2 separate regions of the Homo sapiens genome follow, and region 1 is linked to region 2. The links are chromatin contacts, found by Hi-C or POLR2A ChIA-PET in ENCODE. All regions are on one chromosome and are shown on one strand. Each heading gives the region's core, a stretch centred on a gene start or an enhancer-like site at or near the end of the contact. The rest is flanking DNA. Distances are from core to core; before and after follow the strand shown. Region 1 has its middle 70 kb from the start of VCAN. Region 2 has its middle 58 kb from the start of RPS23.

Region 1 (2,743 bases), core at 83-2,582, 1.1 Mb before region 2:
AACTGAAAAAATTATTTTTTGATTGGGAGGGTGACAAAAATAATATCGATGATGCTAATGATGATCATGGCTAATATGTATTGATTACTCAATATGTGCCAAGCACTACTCTACATGTTTTTACGTGTATCAATACAAAGTAATAGTAGCTATCTCACAAGGTTATCATGAGGATTAAATTGATTTACTCTTTTTAATCAACTCTAATGGGATAGATACTATTATTATCTTCATTTTATGGTTGAGAAGACTGAGGCACGAAGAGGTTGAGGAACTTGCCCAAAGACACACAGTTAATAAAATCCAGTAGTCTGTCTCCAGAGTCTAAATTTTTAACCTTGACCCTTGACTAATCATTGATGATCAGCTATGTGTTTCTATTATCATGAAAGCAAGGTGGATGCTTCCAAAGCAAACACAATAAGAAATGCTAAATGCTTTAATGAAGTGAGCCACCCATTATAAGTCATTTTGCTGTCCTAACATGCTCATAGTTTCCTAACTTCAGAGCATTTTTCTGATGGTTTGGAGCTAGTTTATATTACTCAGCACAAATATTGAAAATAATGATTTCAGAGTATTTTAAATTTTCATGTTTCTGTAGTTTATATAGTGCTAAATGTATCTGAAAAAATTAGTCGATTTTATTTTTAATAAAATAAAATTTAAAAAAATCTGAGCAGCTAATAGCAGTACATTTTGCTAAGATAACATCAATGAGACCAAAAAAAGACAGTCTACAGTAGGAACATGAGTGTCTTAGTGGTGGAGAAAGCTGTGGTGGGATCATTTCATTGACAGAATTTAAGGGATTGACACCAGAGCTTGAAGAGGAAGTCAAAAGTAAGCCAAGAGCCAGGTTTACAAGCTGATCACAGTGTTACCCAGAGGATAGGAGTGGATTGCAGTCTGTTATGCTACTCTGTAATGAGAACTTTACCCTTTCCTTCCCAGGGACCAAAGAAATGATACTTTGTCCCTTTGATGTTTGATGTCCTAAATTATTTGAAGCCTCCCATGTAAATACAGTGCATAAAATTAGTTGGTTTTTTGTTTTTGGTTTTGGTTTATTTTTTAGCAGAGAAGGCCAGTGCTCACAAATTCACCATGATTGTCCTTTTTTCCACATTTCCTAACCTCTTAACATTCTGACTAATGATTTGTTGGCAGAAGCCATGTGCCTGGCCTCTAACAGCCTCTCTTGAGATCCTCTATTCTCTCTCTCTTTTTTCATCTACCTGCTAGATGATAATAAAAAGCCTTGTGTTGAAAATGGAAGTAAACTAGGTTCTCTAATGAATTGATGGGGGCAGGGCCCCCTTGACAAGCTGCATCAGACAGGAACAAGAGCAAGAAGTAAGATTTCATCACATTAGGCCACTGAGATTTTTACAGCAAAGAAAACTCCCCTCAAACAAAGCTTTTTATAGCAGCTGCAACGACTTACCCTGACTAAAACAGTGCTGGAGTCTCAACACTGGTGCAAATGCTTTACTGAAATAAAAGGTGGTGGTTGGTGTTTAGTGATGTAAATTGAGAAAATGTGTGTATGATTTGCACACGTGGCTTCCTCTGCAAAAGCCAGGCTGATTTTAAGAGCTATGACTGTTCCCAGCAACCACTCTGGCAGAGCAGAACATGCAGTCAGACCAGGAACTAACAAACCTGTTGCCCTCCCCTCAAACATAAGAAGGACCTGGGACTCCTCAAGGGCTCACATCGTGGGATCTAGGTAAAGTCCCTGAGTTTAAATTCTGCCTTTCACTCTCAGTTGCTGTGTCACTTAGCAATTTGATTAAAAGATGTGCCCATCTTTCTTACCTGTTAAGTCAGGAAGTAGTACCTAGAGTTATTTTGAGGATTAAAAAGTTTATCAATATAAAGCACTTAAAACAATGTCTGGCATAGGGTACATGCTCAGTCTATGTTAGCTATTTGTATTGTTATCATTAGCATTTGTATCATAATACTTGAGTCATTCCCCTTCCCTTTCCTGGAGTGCTAAGATTTATAACTCTTAGCTATTTTCTAGGCGAGGGGCACGCTCTCCTTTTTCCCCATTGTGTAGGGATGCTGGAGGCAGTAATAAGGATTTTCTTTGCGACAATCCTTTTTTTGGAGTTTGTACTTGTATTTTCTGAGTTTTCACTCAGTCAGTGGGAAAGAATATTCTCTTGTTTTTACCTTCAGATGTACAAGAAAGAAAACTTCCAAATTTAAATTAGTACTAAAACATTCACGAGGCAACAATAACCTGGAGATGAGGTCTTCTTTTCCCACAGCTGAGAGAGCATGTTTCCAAGGCATGAATCTGAACCCCAGCTCTCTATTGCCTAAGCCTACCCAGGCTTTGCCGTATATTTCAATGTGGCTGAGTTATAATTGGAAAGTCCAGGTCAGCATTCATTGCACAAATGGGTAACTCCATCATGAGCTAAGATTTCAGTTGAGTGGTGGAATTTATACTGAATTTTTCACACAAAAATATGCTTAATGTCTTTTTTTCTTCCAAATTTGGCAACGGTTAATATATAATGCGGAGAAGGACATTTTTGCCTTTCTCTTTCATAGGACACTTCATCATGGTGGCAGCTAGATCCTCTTGTGAAGGCAAGAATGTAATTATCTGCCAGAGTTTATCAGCTCTATTTCTCTCCATTTCAAAAGCCTGTTGACTATCCATAAGTTTTTAAAGAGAACAAATGAGGCAGGAGCAGAGACTGTGAATGTGGCTGAAGGTAAT
Region 2 (2,700 bases), core at 106-2,605:
AGTCATTATTACAAATTAAATGTGTCTATTGTCTCATCTTTGGGTCCAGCCTGATTTTTATTTTTACATCTTCTAGAAAAAGTCATTGTAATTATTGCTAATTCCTAGCAGCCTGCCCTATGAATTTCTTATAGTTTGTGTGCACAAAGGAAAGGAAAAAGGAAAGGAAGGGAGGGAGGGAAAGAGGAAGAAATAAAGGACTGGCAACATATGATGCATTTCATGAGTTATAAGTGATTGGACTGCGTATAGGGCTTTATCACTGGACTGTGTGTTTGAAAATCAGAAGTAAGATGAAAAATATAGGGGAAAGCTGAGTAAAGACTTATAAAAGACAAATAAGAATGGTTTATTTCAGGGTATAATTATTCTCATGGAATGAACTGAAATGGAATTTTAGATGGAAGGAGTAGGTAGATCCCAGATAGTTAATATTAATTTTTTTTTTTAGTTTCCACACTGTATTTCAAACCAGTTTTAAACTGCCCACACTATTTGATTTCATGTTTCATCATTTGCTGAGTTTAATCATTTCCATAAAGGAAGCAACAAATGATGGCCAAATGAAAACAGAAACTTCAAGAGCTGGGACATCATTAGTTAGTGAGGAGCCCAGCTTCTTCCCAGGAAGCCTGCTCAGCTATGGGTTCCAGACAGAGTAAGAATCTCTCCTGAACTTACACAACCTTAAGTCAAGAATGAAAAGTGGCTAATAGGAGAGAGACAGATGAAAAAGGATGAGCTCTCACTAACTACTCTGCCAAGGTTTTTACAGGAAGCAGCAATAAGGGTTTCATGTATTTCACACTTTTCTCTAGTATGGATTTTACCAAATTTCAGTAAAGACACATGGCAATATTTCTTTCTGGGCATTAACTTAAACCTATTTTTCAATTCTTATTTTTAGACATCAATTCCTGTGGTTGGCATTACAGAAGTGTTTCTGGAACGTGGCCATGTTGCCAATGATTTTTAATGGATGCCAAAGAAGAAAAAGCATTCTAGCTTGGAAGAAATACTTTAGGCCGGAGAAGAAAGCGCAAGGCAGTCTAAATGCAAACCATTTATGTTAAACAAATGCAGCCATGCTGAAACAATAGAGTCAGTGCCTTAGTCAAAGAATACTGTGACATGCTTATGGATATGGAGACTTGTATAAGAAATATAAAAATGATCTTTTTTGGTACTGGGGAAAATTAGGATATTTGCCTCAAATATTATGCTGTGGGTTGAGACCCATTCCTAGAAAAGTTAGAAAGCTTTTTTTCCTTGCCAATCTAAAACAGACACACGAATAAGAATAGCTGGGGTGAGCAGGCCTTGGACATTTAGGCACGTGGGCATGGCATGAGTCATGGGAACATGACAAAAGGAAATCCAAAGACCTGGGGTCTTGTCCCAGATCTGTCATTTGCTAAATATGAACCATGAGTCAGTACTCATCTAAGCTTCTATTTCTCATTAATAAGAATGGGATGATTTTTATACTTGCCCACTCAGGGTCCTTAAGAAAGGGGTTCTAGGCCGGGTGCGGTGGCTCACGCCTGTAATCCCAGCAATTTAGGGGGCTGAGACGGACGGATCACCTGAGGTCAGGAGTTTAAGACCAGCCTGGCCAACACAGGGAAACCTCGTCTCTACTAAAAATACAAAAATCAGCTGGGCATGGTGGATCATGCCTATAATCCCAGCTACTTGAGAGGCTGAGGCAGGAGAATCACTTGAATGCGGGAGACGGAGGTTCCAGTGAGCCGAGATCCTGCCACTGCACTCCAGCCTGGGCAACAGAGCAAGACGCTGTCTCAAAAAAAAAGAAAAAAGAAAGAAAAGGAGATCCAGTACCATATCAATGGCAAACCAGTAATATATTTTGGGACTAATAATAAGCCCTCATAAATTGAACCTCTTAAGAAATAAACATGTCTTTCTGGCTTAAAGAAGCAAAACAGAGCTTCGGCTTTCCAGCAACTTTTAGTAGAACAAGTGGGAGAGATGTCAGACAGTACTAACATTTAAGAACTGCAAAATATTAAGAATGAATGTTTAATGTGAGTGTTGGTCAGAGTTAATGTCAATCTTTTTGGTGCCCAAGGCACTGACAGTCAGTTCAGCATCTAGTCATGCCTAAAGGCACTTTGAGTCTAATGCAGCCTCACTCGATACCACCTTATAGGTGATGTGGAAAGTCTAACAAGGCTCAGTCTGGATTTTTCTCAGGCTCCATCCTCCTCAGTCTCACTTTGACAAAGCTCTTGAAAAAAGTTCAGCTTATCTGACTCCAACAGGGTGTTGAGTTTCTTGTGTCAGAGCTCTCGAAATAAGGAACTATTCTTAGCTGGGTTTACTTGGGAAATATTTAGCTGTGGTTGTTAGCTATTCTAGGAATGAGACTGGCTTTGGATGGAATCAGGTTGGCGTCTCCACTAGAAGAATGTCTGTTCGTTGAGGAAGAGAGCATGGGGATTGTAACTTCAGTTTGAATGTTTTAAACTATCTTGTGGGTAAATAGAAGTTCCTGCAACCCAGTTCCTCAGCATAACTCATCCATGGCTCTGTGCTTACTTACAAAAGGTGAGGCAAACTTGCAGTCAGCATGACCCTAACTACCATGTCGGTTGGTTATGTTTACTATCTTATCCACTAATGAAAGACAAGATTCTTAGGTGCAACGAAAGTCACCGACCTCCTGAAACATACCCT

Evidence for each region. Hi-C counts contacts between places; a loop is a spot of excess contacts on that map. ChIA-PET counts read pairs that join two places held with the same protein, here RNA polymerase II (POLR2A).
Region 1: a map of cardiac septum shows a loop between it and region 2 (2.4-fold over the local background). The contact joins two enhancer-like sites. A Hi-C loop is called at or near these places in 1 of 168 maps with a recorded cell type or tissue (cardiac septum). POLR2A ChIA-PET finds 5 or more read pairs at or near these places in 1 of 52 experiments (CD4-positive, alpha-beta T cell).

Annotation. Positions count from the first base shown.
Region 1 is chr5:83,400,125-83,402,867 of GRCh38, reverse strand. No RefSeq gene overlaps it. Among named protein-coding and RNA genes, the nearest start is that of VCAN, 70 kb to the left of the region's middle. Within about 2 kb of position 1,332, at least 2 of the 41 ENCODE cell types and tissues checked have a DNase peak (open chromatin) inside an H3K27ac peak, as active enhancers do.
Region 2 is chr5:82,334,671-82,337,370 of GRCh38, reverse strand. No RefSeq gene overlaps it. Among named protein-coding and RNA genes, the nearest start is that of RPS23, 58 kb to the right of the region's middle. Within about 2 kb of position 1,355, at least 4 of the 41 ENCODE cell types and tissues checked have a DNase peak (open chromatin) inside an H3K27ac peak, as active enhancers do.